Linked DNA regions of Homo sapiens: region 2 is linked to region 1. Evidence: read pairs that join two places in POLR2A ChIA-PET (ENCODE). Cell type or tissue: Panc1. All regions are shown on one strand.

The links. ChIA-PET counts read pairs that join two places held together with the same protein. Peaks named below come from ENCODE experiments on the same cell type or tissue, not always from the same donor. Only the 100,000 strongest peaks of a DNase experiment are listed, where the experiment ranks them.
Region 2: POLR2A ChIA-PET joins it to region 1 with 6 read pairs; 2 of 35 experiments call an interaction of 5 or more read pairs at or near these places.

Annotation. Positions count from the first base shown.
Region 1 is chr7:150,826,498-150,834,497 of GRCh38, forward strand. It overlaps LOC105375567 (a long non-coding RNA gene), which reads right to left. Exons shown (of 5, transcript XR_928171.3): 3 at 2,160-2,411. It overlaps LOC124901775 (a long non-coding RNA gene), which reads left to right. Exons shown (of 3, transcript XR_007060591.1): 2 at 751-936; 3 at 6,474-6,604. Among named protein-coding and RNA genes, the nearest start is that of AOC1, 22 kb to the right of the region's middle. In Panc1, CTCF peaks have their summits at 2,076 and 2,278; no DNase peak of the experiment used is centred here; H3K27me3 peaks cover 293 bases.
Region 2 is chr7:150,355,247-150,363,246 of GRCh38, forward strand. REPIN1-AS1 (REPIN1 antisense RNA 1) reads right to left here. Exons shown (of 4, transcript NR_183429.1): 4 at 7,412-8,000. It overlaps LOC107986858 (a long non-coding RNA gene), which reads left to right. Exons shown (of 3, transcript XR_001745420.3): 3 at 2,053-2,900. Among named protein-coding and RNA genes, the nearest start is that of REPIN1, 9.6 kb to the right of the region's middle. In Panc1, CTCF peaks have their summits at 1,344 (motif pointing right) and 1,547; no DNase peak of the experiment used is centred here; H3K4me3 peaks cover 525 bases; H3K27ac peaks cover 3,613 bases.

The DNA.
Region 1 (8,000 bases):
GAATGCAGGAGATAGGTGAAGGAATTCTCAGGAAATAGAACTTGCTGGGGCATTGGGTGTGACTGGGAGGGGAAGAAATACGAGTCTGGCAGGACTCTCACATGCCTGGCTGGAGCATTCGTGGGTTTATGGTGGCATTCCCATGATAAGGGAGGGGCAATATGTTCTTCCTGGAATTTGTTGAGTTTGAGGTACCTGTGGTCTAGGCAAGGAAAAATGCCCATGAGGAAAATGGGGATATGGGTCTGAAGCTCAGAATTGTCTAGACTAAAGGCATGCAGTTGATCATCATTTTCATGATAGGGGAGGAATGGTATAAGCAAGGAGTATGCTAAGCTTCTGCTTCCGTGCTTTCGGTTGAGAAGTAGGTCATTGAACAATAATGAAAATGCTGAACATTTCTTGAGTACTGACTACATGGCAGGCAATATACGAGGTACTTCATGGTGAATACTTTGACTTCATTTATTAGAATCCTCACAGCAACCCTATGAGGCCCTGACTAGTGTTTTCCCCATTTTTGAACTAGGAAACTAAGGCTCAGAGAAGTTCAGAATTTGTCCAAGGCCACACAGCTAGAAAATGTCATAACTGAGATTTGAATCCAGACTTTCTGACTCCCGGTTCACCTCAGTTACTTGTTCTATAAAAAGATTTTATATTTTTGTCCTTCATGTAGTTTACCCCCAAGAACAGGTAAGCCTTAAAGATGAGACCAGAATTAACTGCCCTTTTCCTACAAACTTTCAGCTTTCAAATCTGTACCTGTTGATGAGAGAACCTCCAGGTTTGTCCCCTACTACCAATGATGAGGCAAACACAGAGAGAGGAACCCCTTTGACTAAAGCTGAATTGTAAAGGACTAAAGCCCTAACTTCTCTTCGAATGACCTGCATTCAAATCAAGTAAGCAGCTGTTCAAAGAATTCAGTCGGAGGTATGACTTGTGCAGTGAGAGTTGAAAACGCAAATCCTGTTCTGTACCTCCCTGTTTAAAGCATTGCACTGGCTCCTCGTTGCCTTCAGGATAAAGTCTATATTCCCTCCACATCTCCTTCCCTACTCCTCCAGCATTCTGACTGGCTGAGCCAACTACTCTTACCCCAGTACAGACAACCTAACTTTGCAGAACTACTCACAATTCCTAAACACCATCGAGGATCAAGCCTCTGCCTTTTTCCCTTCAACATTTTACTATGAAAATTTTCAAAAATAAAATTTTAAAAATTTACAAGTGAATACTTCTCTATCTAGACACTAAAATTAATATTTTCCTGTATTTGCTTTATCATGTATCAATTCATTTATCCATCCCATTTTTGTGCATTTCAAAGTAAGTAGTAGATATCTGCATACTTACCCCTAAATGCTTCAGCATGCATATTATTAACTAGAGTTCCAAATTTGTTTCCAGTTCTTTTTTTCTTTCGTATGTAAAATTAACATACAATGAAATTTTTTCCCATTGTATGTAAAATTAACATACAACGAAATGCACAAATATTAGAGGCAGTGTATTAGTATCCTTGCTATGGTAACAAATCACCACATACTTAGTGTCTTTAAATGACATACATTTATTCTCTTGGAAGTCCAAAATCAGTCTGGCTGGGCCAAAGTCAAGGTGTAATCAGGGCTGGCTTCTTCTGGTATCTCTGAAGGGACAATCTGTTTCCTTGCCTTTTTCACCTTCGAAAGCATTCCTTGGCTCATGACCCCTTCCTCACATCACCAACCTCTTGCTTTCATAGTTACCTCTCCTACTCACTCTGATCCCCTGCCTTCTTCTTATAAAGACTGTGATTACATCAGTTCCACATGGATAACGCAGGATAATCTCCCATCTCAAGATTCTTAGTTTAATCGCATCTGCAGAGTCCTTTTTGCCATGTGAAACAACATATTCACAGCTTCCAGGAATCAGGATGTGACCCTCTTGGAGAGCAATTATTCAGCCTACCACATGCACATCTAATGAGTTTTTACAAATGCATACATTTGTGTGACTCAAACTCCCAGCAAGATAGCCTTACCATCACCCCCAGAACATTCTCATGCCCCTTCCCAGTCTGTCCCAGTCTCACCCTCACCCCCTAGAGCCAGCCACTGTTCTTTTTGCCTCTTCAGAACTTCCTATAGATGGCGTTATCTTGCAAATACCTGGTATGGTGTCTGGCATGTAGTAAGTGCTCAGGAAAGGACTTCATCTTTTGAATCTGACTTCTCTTACTTGACACAATGTCCTGAAGACTCATCCATGCTGCGTGTATCAGTCTCAGTCTGTTCCTTTTGATTGCAGAGTAATATTCCATCAAATAGGCCACAATCAGATAGTTCCCTTATTCATCCATTCTCCTGTTGACAGACTCCAGACTGCTTCCAGTTTTTGTGCTTTTTTGTTTTTGTACAAATCTATGGGGTACATGAGAAAACTTGTTACTTATGTGTAATGTATAGTGATCAAGCCAGGGTATTCCAGGTGTCCATCACCCAAGTACAATACATTTTGTTAAGTATGGTCACCCTCCTCTGCTATCAAACATTGAATTTATTCCTTCTATCTAACTGTATATTTATATGCTTTAACCCACTTCTCTTTGTTGATGGCTGCTGTGAAACCTCAGTTCTTGTGTTCCTAGTTTAAAGGAATTTAAACAGGAGACACACAGCAAAGGAGATGCAGTGTAGAGCAATTTATTGCAAAGGAGGAAGAATACCCTGAAAGTTAGGTGCAGAATAGACAGGATGCCCCAAGAGGGATTCAGGGTGGGCTGCCTATGAGGATGAGATAGCAAAGACCCACTTGAGGGAGACTCCCTTTATCGAAGGCTTACCTGATTATTCATGAGGGGGTGGGAAACTGTGTTGCTAGGAAGCATGTTCTGGGATGGGTGCACATGTGCAGTACCTGTACATGCTTGTTCATACATTGCATGTGTCATTAGCACCCTAAATCTCCAACCAGGGGTGTTTTTTATTATTATATTGAGCAAAGGGTCAGTCTGAGGACAGGTAAAATCAAAATGTGCATGCTCTCTACAGGGGAAATTCCCTACTGGAGACAGCTTTGCTGAATGAGCTTGACTGCAGTGCGAATGCTGGGGCTTATTGTGGTGACTATGAGGTCACCAAGGTTGCCAAATCCCAAGGGCATAGTAACTTCCTTGACTAACTGTCCTGCCTCATCTTCATCCTCCCCCTTTCCCCAGACTCACACTTCCCAGTCTCTGTTCTTTATCTTTCCACTCTCTACCTCCATCTCTGTTCTCTATCTTTCCACTCTCTACCTCCATATGATCAAATTTTTTAGCTCCCACATATAAGTGAGAATGTGTGATATTTGCCTTTTTGTGCCTGACTTATTTCACTTAAGATAATGGCCTCCAGTTCCATCCATGTTGCTGCAAATGACATGTTTCATTCATATAGGCTTGTCATATATGGTCTTTGTTATTTTAAGTATGTTCCTTTTATAGCTAGTTTGTTGAGAGTTTTTATGTAAATTGTATCAATTTTTATCAAAAATTTTTATCAGAAATTTTATCAAATACTGTTTCTGCATTTATTGAGATGATCATATGGTTTTGTCCTTCATTCTGTTGATGTGATGTATCCCATTTATTGATTTGTATATGTTGAACCATCTTTCCATCCCTGGCATAAATCTCACTTAATCATGGTGTATTATCTTTTTTTTTGTTTTTTTTTTTTTGAGACAGAGTCTTGCTCTGTCCCCCAGGCTGGAGTGCAGTGGCACGATCTTGGCTCACTGCAACTTCCACCTCCCTGGTTCAAGCAATTCCCCTGCCTCAGCCTCCAGAGTAGCTGGGATTACAGGCACCCACCACCACGCCCAGCTAATCTCACTTTTGTTTTGGCTGCTCAACCTCTACTTCTTATCTCACTTCTTGCTCACTTGCCCCTTCACCTTGCATTGTTAGATTGTTAATTTTAATGTTTCTACTTTTTGATGGAACAATTTATTGCTATAAATTTCCCTCTTAGCACTGCTTTTACTTTTCTCACAGGTTTTGGTATGTTGTGTTTCCATTTTCATTTCTTTCACGGAACTGTTTTTATTTCCATCTTAATTTCTTATTGACCCAATGGTCATTCAGGAACATGTTGTCTAATTTCCATGTATTTGTGTAGTTTCCAATGTTCCCTCCTTGTATTGATTTCTAATTTTATTCCATTGTGCTCTAAGAAGATAATTGATATGATTTTGGGAAATTTGTTGAGGCTTATTTTGAAGCCTAACATGTGGTCTATCCTGGAGAATGTACCACGTGCTGATGAGAAGAATGTATATTCTGTAGTTGTTGGATAGAATGTTCTGCAAATTGTTAGGTCCCTTTGTCTATAGTGCAGTTTAAATCTAATGTCTCTTTGTTGACTTTCTGCCTAGATGATATATGTCCAATGCTGAGAGTGGGGGTCAATCTTTGTGCTTCCCAACCTGCTGCTGAGGTTGCTCCTTTGGCCTGTAATAACCTCACCACTAGCATCTGTTCCCCTCACAAAGAATCAGTCACCCTTGTCAGCCTCATTATACCCAGTACAAAGGCCACCTGCTCTGGGAAACATTTCCCAAACCACTGCCCCACCCTGGGTGACTGGACCACTCCCTCCTCCATGCCCTGTACATACCTCGCTCTCTGCACCTGGCCCTTTTATGACCCTTACTTGTTTACTTGACCCTTACTTGAGGACATCTGACTCTACTCACTCTAGTTCATGCCCCCCAGGGCACAGCCAGGGCATTTCATATCTGTGTCTGCACAGCAAGGGCAGTATAGTGTGGTAGGGCTGTGCAGCTCTGAAAGCACTGCCAGGGTGGGTTGAGATCTTGGTTCTCATTTCTTTTTTTTTTTTTTTTCTTTTTGAGATGGATTCTCACTCTGTTGCCCAGGATGGAGTGCAGTGGCACAGTCTCGGCTCACTGCAGGCTCCACCCCCGGGTTCACGCCATTCTCCTGCCTCAGCCTCCCGAGTAGCTGGGACTACAGGCGCCCGCCACCATGCTCGGCTAGTTTTTTTGTGTTTTTAGTAGAGACAGGGTTTCACCATATTAGCCAGGATGGTCTTGATCTCCTGACCTCCTGATCTGCCTGCCTCGGCCTCCCAAAGTGCTGGGATTACAGGCGTGAGCCACCGCGCCCAGCCGGTTCTCACTTCTTCATATGTAATCTGATGACCCTCACAGGGTCATTGTGAGGAGTGAATAAAATATACACGTGAAGCACTTAGCACAGTGCCGGGCACAGAATCTGCATCTGATTCAACTGGGGCATAAATGGATGAAGGAACTTGTTAAATAATGACACAATGGCCGCCTTGGATTCTTTGCATTCTCGTTGGAGTGAGAAATCTCCTTTTTCTGAAAACTGACCTGAATGTGGAGGACAGACAAGTAGTGACTCTTGGCTCTGCAATCCATGAGAAGAGCTGCTGGCTTATATCCATAACTTATTTTGAGTTTTATTCAAGGACACAGAAGTCCACTTCTTCTTGGAGGAAGGACAGAATTTAGTCCAATGTCTGAGAAGCTTTAATAGGCTGCCAGGGAAAAGAATTATGAGCTGCCTCTTTCTCTGGGACATATGTGCCATTGTTTTCCTCTCAGCACAAAGACTTTGCTGTGCCCTGGGGTAGGGGCTTTGCTTCACTGTGAAACTGGCTCCAACATAGACCTTGAGATTGCTAAATGTTCTCATTCTGAGCTAATCTGGAGCCTAAAGAGGTTAACAATCCAGCAACAACGAAGAAGAATATTTTGATGGAATTTCTCCTTGTCTTTGCCATATATTATATGCCTTTTTTCAGAGTACACTATTCATCAAGAACTTGAGCTTCTCGAACACTATATTTTGGTTATAGACTTTTTTATTGCTTTTTTATGATTATAAAAATAAATACATGCCCATTGGAGAAAGCTGGGAAAAATGGAAAAGTATAACAAAAAGACAAAAATTACCCATAATTTCACACCCCAGAGATAACCACTGTTAATATTTTTGTGTGATCTTTTCACTAGTGATAGATAGATAAACAAATAAGTAGACTGACATACAAATGCATTAGGCACATTTTTCCCACAAGTGGAAAAACACCAATAATTAGATTTCTTGGTCCAACAAGCCTAGTTGTTTGTTTGTTTGTTTTGTTTTGTTTTTGAAATGGAGTCTCGCTCTGTCACCCAGGCCGGAGTGCAGTGGCTCAATCTTGGCTCACTGCCACATCATCCTCCCGGGTTCAAGTAATTCTCCTGCCTCAGCCTCCTGAGTAGCTGGATTACAGGCACGCACCACCACGCCCGGCTAATTTTTGTATTTTTAGTAGAGACAGGGTTTCATCATGTTAGCAGTCTGGTCTGGAACTCCTGACCTCGTGATCCGCCTGCCTCAGTCTCCCAAAGTGCTAGGATTACAGGCATGAGCCACCACGCCCAGCCACAGGACTAGTTTTTTACAGGCTTCAATGTGACCAAGGTGGACTGAAGGAAAAGCTATATTGAAGAAAACTCCTGAACCTGCCAACTGGGAAGGTCCCAAGAGTCCAGACTGGGTGGTCATGTAGACCCTCATCCTTCACCTGCTCATCCTGCCTAGTTAAGTGTTTGCTTAGCTCAACTCTCAGAGGCAGCAAAGGCAGCAAATGAGATGGTGAATTACAACCCAAAGCCCAGGCACTGGACTGGGCAGTGTGGTAGGGAGGTGCAGAGATTCAAGTGAAGACCTACCTGCTCCCCCTTCCCCTTCCTCCTAGATCCCTGTCAGGTCCTTTCACCTGAGCCTTGATTCCATGTGACTATGATAGTTGGTTGTTTGGTTGGTGCCCATATTTGTTTGCTAGAGCTGCCATAGCAAAGTACCACAACTGGGAGGCTGAAACGCACACATTTATTTATCACAGTTCTGGACGCTGGAAGCCTGAGCCCAAGGCATCTGCAAGGTTGGTTCCCTCTGAGACCTCTCCTAGGCTCACGGATGTCTGTGTTCTGCCTGTGTTCTCCTCATCACATGGTCATCCCTCTGTGTGTGTTTGTGTTCCAATTACCTCTTCTCATAAAGACACCAGACATATTGGATTAAGACTCATCTAATGACCTCATCTTAACTTAATTACTTCTTTATAGACCCTATTTCCAAATATAGTCACATTCTGAGGTACTAGGGGTACGACTTCAACATATGCATTTTGGGGGACACAGTTCAGCCCATGACAGCGCCTCACTAGGTGCTGGTGATACTTGATCCTGACCAGGCTGCTCCATCAACAAGAGTAATGAGTGGAAATTTCAGCTCCTTAGAACCAAGTATTTTTAAAATGAAAAAAAAATTGAACTTAATGAGAATTTGCTGTTTAACTTTTAAAAGTAAGGCATATCACAACACCAATGACATTCTTCGCAGAAATAACAAAAGTATTCCTGGAATTTGTATGGAAACACACACAAAAAAGAAACCCAAAAAGCTGAAATAAGCAAAAAGAACAAAGCTAGAGGCATCAAACTTCCTGACCTCAAAGTATAATACAAAGCAATAGTAACTAAAACAGCGTGGTACTGGCATAAAAACAGATGCATAAACCAATGGAACAGGATAGAGAGCCCAGAAATAAATCTACACCTTCATAGCCACCTGATTTTCAACAGCAGTGCGAAGATAGCACAGTGGAAAAAGGACAATTGCTTCAATAGAATGGTGTTAGAAAAACTGGATATCCACAAACAGAAAAATGAAATTACCCCCTTATATCTCACCATGTTCAACTCAAAATAGATTAAAGACTTAAATCCAAGACCCAAAACTATTAAACTACTAGAAGAAGACATAGGGGGAAAACTCCACGACACTGGTCTGGGCAATAATTTTTTTATAAAACGTTAAAAGCATGGATAACAAAAGCAAAAAGAGCCAAATGAAATTACATCAAATTTCTAAAAATTTACTAAAAAGCTTCTGCACAACAAAGGAAACAACCAACAGAGCAAAAAAG
Region 2 (8,000 bases), 470 kb before region 1:
GATAAATTAAATTTAACAGAGCTAACTGAGCAAAGAACAATTTGTGAATCCAGTGGCCCCTGAACCAGAAGAATAGGTTCAGAGAGACTGGAGCTGCCATGTGGCCAAAGAAGATTTATGGACAGAAAAAGGAAAGTGACAGAAAGAAAACAGAAGTGAGGCACAGAAGCAGCCAGATTGGTTGCAGCTTCGAGTTTGCCTCATGTGAACCTGGTTTGAACAGTTGGTTGCCTTTGATTGGCTGAAACTTGGTGTTTGGCACAAGAGTAGGTTATCGTTTGTTTACACATCCAGTTAGCTCACTGTTCACTAGGGAGGAGAAACCTTTAGGCCGAACTTAAAACACATAAGGAGGCAGCTTTGGGCTAAACTTAATGATTTTCCCTCTTTAGTCAACGTCTCAAAACTTTAGGCATCAATGTCACCCTGTCATCATCATAAATGTACTTATTTGGTCCCAAATCCTACTGGGAAATAGTAGAACAGTGGGTTTTCTAAGGTGGGTAAAGGTGAGAGTATAGGGGACCTCCTTGTGCTGGAATCTCCTGTTTACAATAGAAAAACAAAACCTGGTCTGTCTTAGGAACTATCTGCTTCCTTGAAGTTTCAGTTTGATTATGTCACATTTATCATGAATGACTCCATTTTGATGTGGTCTGTTGAGGCCTAGTGCACAAGCTGAGTCCACCATGGCAAATGCGACAGGAGTGGGTGGGGATAAACATATGTATCTAATCCACCATGTTTAACTAGAATCTATGAGTTACTTAGAAAGACAAATTACTACATTTATGTATATATATACATGCACACACACAATTTTTGGGGAGAGGACATAATTTAGCCCATAACTATATCCTTCCCAAATTCATATGTTCAAACCCAGCTATGGTCTGTGTCCTCTAAAGTTCATGTGTTGGAAATTTAATTTCCAATGCAACTGCGTTGGGAGTTAGGGCCTAATGGGAGGTGTTTAGGTCATAAGGACTCTGCCCTGATGAATGGATGAACACTGCTATAAACAGGGCTTGTGGCTCACACCTATAATCCCAGCACTTTGGGAGGCCAAGGCGGGAGTATTACTTGAAACCAGGAGTTCGAGACCAGTCTCAGCAACATAGTTAAGACCTCCATCTCTGAAAAAAAAAAAGCTTAGCTGGGCATAGTGGTGCATGCTACTTGGGAGGCTGAGGCAGGAGGATCCCAGCCCATGAGTTGGAGGCTACAGTGAGCTATGAGTGCACCACTGCAACCCAGCCTATGATTGCACCACTGTACCCCAGGGCAAGGCAAGTGAGACCCTGTCTCAAAAAAAAAAACAACAAAAACAAAACAACCAACAAAAAAACTACCACTAGATGGAGATGCCGAGCACAACCCATGTCCGTTGCTCTTTAAACTTAGGGGGTTCTATAGTTTTTCAAGTAACAATGCTGTGGAATTATTTTTCTTACCTACTTCCATCATCCCGTGTTGATTTGTGGTTTCATCCTCAGAACTTCTTGGCTGGTACTGAGTTATCAGGATTGATTCGCATTAGTGTCACTAAAGTTGGTATACAATCTTCCACTGCTAAATTTGACTGCCTTTAAAAAATATTAAAAAGTAAAAAGAACTTCTAATTTCATTCTAACCAGAAATCATGCCAATTTGTTGCACTGGTTTTATATGCCATGTGCCTATTTGTTAGAACCGTAAACCAGCTCAGGTCATAGAAAATGAGTGGAATCTTAGCCAGTGGAAGGCACTTAGGGTAGTTTAGATGCTGTGAAATTAAATGTTTTTCAAGTGTTCTTTTTAATATTAATTTCAATGTATTTTGAATATATCAATAATATATTGTATATTATCATATTACACATAATATAGTATATTTAATAATATACTAAGATTTAGTATATTAAAATTTAATTTAGTATATTATTTATAGAATGTAGTAATTTAATAGAACATTATGTAGTAAACATGTGACATTGTTTTAATTGCTAATAATTTCCAAAGATAAACCTTCTTAAATCCCGTTAAGAGGATATTCTCTTCTCCTGTTTTAAGAAAGTGAAGGCAACCCAGTTAGGAGGCATCTGGGACTTTCCTGGCCAACTCTGAAGACATCAAGTTGAACCATGACCCGGATTCGGTCTTGGAAGCAGATGAGAGGGTAAAGAGTTGAAGCCAGGTCTACACTCTGATTCCTCCAAGTCACCGAGTGGTTTCATGTGAAAGGGGTCTGGGCAGGAGTGAGCCGAGGTTAGCGGTGGTATTTCAGTGATTTGGCAAATGTGCACAGATGGCTCATAAACCGCCCCCCCACATGCCACCGACAGGAAACTACCACTTGACAACACGCCTGCTTCTGCCGCATCACAGACTTAGCAGAGTCTGTTCAGAATCTCCTTGCATTTCCAAATGAAGCTTGGATGTTAGCAGATGTTAAACCCAAGAACAGGTACACCTGGGCTCTAAATTCATCTTCTGACTGAAGTTGAAGATAAAACCTGATACCAGTTTGGAGTAGAAAGAGACACAGTATTGTAATCATAAATGACATTTGACCTTAAAACAGTAACACAGCAAATTTCTAATTAAAGTGGAGCATGTCCTGTCTTGACTGAGGCACCAAGACGATTTGTTGCAGATTGTTGCTGGCAGTGTGCAGTCCCCAAGACCAAATCACCAAGAGGCACAGTGGTAAGAGTGGTCAGCAAGGAGCGGAGCGCCTTCCTCCCACCAGCAGGTGACTCACCACATCGTGTCCTCCTTGGCGTAAGAGGCGCCCTAAAGGTTTCTCCGTTCCAGTTATCCTAACTGGAATACTGTTCCTGAAAAAAGCGTATATTTAAGGCCCTGCTAGCTATAAGCAATCCTTCAAGGAAGAGAATTATAAACAACCTTTCTTCCAAGTTTTTGTTCTTTGCCTCACTTATATGCCGATTTAAATCGTTCTCTAAGAAAAGGTGGTATTTCCTCTCACTGCAGGTTCTACCAGACTCTCATCACCTGCTTGCCAAGCAGCAGCCAAGGGAAAACAGTTTGAAATTTACTGCTAACAATTGGTTCACATACATACCGGGTACGGGGGACTCTTGCCTGTAGTCCCAGCTACTCAGGAGGCTGAGGCTGGAGGAATGCTTGAGTCCAGGAGTTCAAGTCCAGCCCAGGTAACATTGTGAGACGCTGTCTCTTAAAAAAAAAAAAAAAAAAAATTGGTTCACCCTGCTGTATAATGCATTGGCAATTCAGTGTGGTCTAATCAAATTAGCTTAACCATGGGATTGCGCTTAGATTTGCTCATTCATTTTAACCATAAACACTTACTGAATGTGTACCATGGGACAGACACCTTTCTAGAGACTGGCTATATTGTGGTGAAAATACACCATGGGACAGACACCTTTCTAGAGACTGGCTATATTGTGGTGAAAATACAGGCCAAATCCCTGCCTTCGTGTGGCTTCTATTGTGGTGGGAACTAGACAAAAACTGTCCAAGTGAATAAATGAATCAGTAATTTCAGGTAGGTGAGAATGCTATGAACAATATAGCTGAGTAGGGGCTAGAAGGTGATGGGGTAGGCGAAGGGGCTTCGTAGGCTCAAAAAAGGGCCCCAAAGAGCCCCAAAGATATCCAGGTCCTAATCTCTGGAACCTGTGAATTATGACCCTGCATGGCAAAAGGCACTTTGCACATGTGATTAAGCTAAGAATTTTGAGGTGTGGATATTACGGTGGGGAAATACAATTAAAAACAAAATGTCCTGTTGACCCAGAAAACCTCTCCACAAGAATAGAAGAGATATAAAGGCTTTATTCTTGAATAACCATTAAACCAGAGTGAGATGCACATTACAGGAAACCCACTAAGAGACGGCAAAGACAAAAAGAAACTTCACTCTTTTATACAGCCACCCACCACACACACACACGCAACCCACCACACACACAATCCACCATACACACATACCACACACACACCCCACCACACACAAACCCACCACACACACAACCCACCACACATACCACACACACAAATCCACCATACACACATACCACACACACACACCCCACCACACACAAACCCACCACACACACAGAATCCACTATACACACACAAAATCCACTACACACACACAGTCCACCACGCACACAACCCACCATACACACACACCACACACACACAAAATCCACCACACACACAACCCACCACACACACAAAATCCACCCCACCACACACACACAATCCGCCAAACACACACACAATCCACCATACACACACAACCCACCACACACACACCACACACACAATCTACCATACACACATACCACACACACACACCCCACCACATACAAACCCACCACACACACAGAATCCACTACACACACACAGTCCACCACGCACACAACCCACCATACACACACACCACACACACACAAAATCCACCACACACACACAACCCACCACACACACACAATCCACCACACACACACAACCCACCACACACACACAAAATCCACCACACACACACAACCCACCACACAATCCACCACACACACACAATCCACCATACACACGCAATCCATCACACACACACAACCCACCACACACACAATCCACCATACACACACACCACACACACACAACCCACCACACACACAACCCACCACACACACACAAAATCCACCACACACACAATCCACCACACACAACCCATCACACACACAACCCACCACACACAAACCCACCACAAACACACAGAATCCACCACACACACACAACCCACCACACACAAACCCATCACACACACACACCACACACAATCCACCACACACACAAACACCACACACAATCCATCACACACACAAACACCACACTCACAACCCACCACACACACACAAACACACACACAACCCACCACACACACTCCACACACACACAACCCACCACACACACAACCCACTACACACAAACACCACACACACACACAGCCCACCACACACACAAACACCACACACACACAAAAATAAGTGACTCATCCTCAGTGAGCAGACTGGACAATGCCATTTGTCACACTTAGTTCATTCTAAATTCACTTGGTAATTGGGATAACCACTTGTGTTTGCTAATTGCCTTTATCCAAAGGAAAAATAAACTCATATCTTATGATAGAGTATAAGATTACAATTTAGAGCCAAAGTTAGGAGACTAACCCTCTCCCTCCCATGGAGACTGGGAGATAGGGACACTGTCTTCCTTGATGTTTACATTTCATATACATACACACACACATACACATATATGTGTATGTATACATTTCAGAGACAGGGTCATATTCTGTTGCTTAGGCTAGAGTGTAGTGACATAGTTATGGCTCTCTGTAACCTCAAACTCCTGGGCTTAAGCGATCCTCCCACCTAAGTCTCCTGAGTAGCTGGGATTATAGGGGTGCACCACCATGCCTAGTTACTTTTTTTATTTTTATTTTTTGTAGAGACGAAGTCTCACTGTGTTGCCCAGGCTGGTCTTGACCTCCTGGCTTTAAGCAATCCTCCCATCTCAGCCTCTCAAAGTACTGGGATTATTGATGTTTGCATTTCAAAGAGCTAGCTCTCAGGTCCTTGGAGAAAAACAGTTCTGAGTTGTAAAGCTGCCAAATGGTTTTTTCTTCGCTTTTAAAAATATTTATGTAATCTCTGCCCAGTGTGGTGGCTCACGCCTATAATCCCAGCACTTTGGGAGGTCAAGGCAGGAGGATCACTTGAAGCCAGGAGTTTGAGACCATCCTAGGCAACATAACGAGACCTTGTGTCTACAAAAATTTTTTAAAAAATTAGGCAGGTGTGGTGGTGCATGCTTGTAGTCCCAGCCACTCGGGAGGCTGAAGCAGAAGAACCACTTGAACCCAGGAGTTTGAGGCTGCAGTGAGCATCACTGTACTCCCGTATGGGTGACAGAGTAAGACTCTGCCTCTAAAAAATAATAAAAATATAAAATAAAATAAAATAAAATAAAAGATTTGCATATATCTCACATGGGCAGAGGAAAATTCACAATCACAAGCTTTCTAATGCAAATGTGCTGAGAAAAGGGGGTGTTGGTGAGGAGCATCTCTGCCTTTTTTCACCAGGGAGAAAGAAAACTTATTTTTATTCTTTTTGATTTGTATTTGCTTTTACAATTCTCCTGGCTATCTGGGTAATTACATGTGTCTTTGTGTTGGCGGGGGTACAGGGGGAGATTCAGCTGCAGCACAGGCCGGCAAAGTGACAAGTGTAGCAAGATGCTGCGCTGAGGGCTTGGGAGACAGAGGGAGGGGCCTCGAGCCCAAGAATGCCTGGGAAGCAGCTCTTCCAGCCAGAAAAGGCAAGGAAGGATTCTCCCCTAGAGACTTTGGAGGGAGTGGGGCCCTGCCGACACCTTGACTTTGGCCCAGTGAAACATTCTGGGCTTCTGACTTCCAGCCGTGTAAGATAATAAATGCCAGTTATTTCAGGCCGAGCTGGTGGTCATTTGTTAGAGCAGTCCTAGGAATCTCATCTAGGTGTGAAGCTATTTTAGAGGGGTTTGTTGGGAAGCGTGTTTTGAGGCGAGGAGACTTCAGCCAAAATCTGAATACAGTGAAGAACGGAAGTCCATGCGGACCTGGAGGAGGATCGTCTAGGCAACTCCAAAGGCCCTAAGGTGGAAATGAGTGGCGGCTGCTGGGGCAGTGTCTGGCAGGCGCATGGAGGTCTGCAGGAACCCTGCAGGCCATGGCCGCGGGTTGGATGTCAGTCCAAATGTTAGCAGGAGGCGTCGGAGTTCCCTAGCAAGGGAGCTGCTTGATCTGATTCATGTTTAAAGGGCCAAGCTGGTTAAGTGGAGACAGGACTTTATGGGGCCAGAGCGGAGGCAGGAGGAGTGGCTGGCCACTGCTGCAGAGTCCTGGTGAGGGAGACTATGGTGCAGGGGTGGGGGATAAGGGTGGGAAGCAGGCCTCACCGTTATGGGGCACACGCATGTACCAGTTTCCTCTGCAGGAAATCTGAGCCATCTACCTGATACTCATTTTACCAGCTGGATTCTTTTTTCTTTTAGCAAGAGACTCTGGGAACTAGATATGCGGCAGGAAAGCATCTTGTGTGGTGGAATTTGGGGACTGACATTTGATCTCAGCCCAGGGCTACTCTTACAGCGTGCGTCCCTGTCGTGCATTATACATGTTTTCATGCACTTAAAGATATTTTTAGAACTGCAGAAGTAGAAGCACTTTGATCTTTTCCTGAATAATTTTCACATGACTTAGCAGGCCTCCTTCCACCTGAGATGGGAAACCTTGGAAAGTGAGGGGGCCTTCTTCAGTGTGTGCCACTGTAGGGGTTTTTCCTCAGCCCCCCTAGATTTGTGGTTGGAACGGACTCCTGTTACAAAAGACAGATTAACAAGAGAAAAACCAGTGGAAGTTTATTAACATGTGTATTTCACATCTGCCTGGGAGACACGCAGGAATTGAGTAGTTCTCAAAGTGGTAGCTTTGAATTCCAGCTTGTATAGCATCTTCAACAAAGAAAAGCCAAGTTTTAGGGAAGCGACAGGACAAAGGAAAAGAACTTTGAGTGTCTAAGGGGAGAACTTGTAGAAAGGTAAGTAACTGGCAGATAAATAGAGTTAGTAAAGCGCCTTCATGTCCATTCCTCTGGTTCCAGCTCCAGGCCCATAAGAGTCTAAAGTTGTCTTCAGTGGTTAACTTTTCCCTGGTCGAGAGAGGGAGCAGACCCCTTTTATCCTTCTAAATCTATATCCTGCATTTAGGCAGTGGAGGGCAGAGAGCTTTCTTCCATTTACTTTTTCACTGCCTTCAAGCTCAACAACCCTTCATCTTTCGGGGCCTCCCCAACTGCGTTCTCTTGGTGCTCTCCAGCTGGGAAGGCTCAAAGGATGGGAAGTGTGTACAGCACGTACCTGTGACTGCTACCAGAGATTTGCCCCTCCTCAGGGTCAGTGAGGGATGTGCTTTCTGCTTCCTC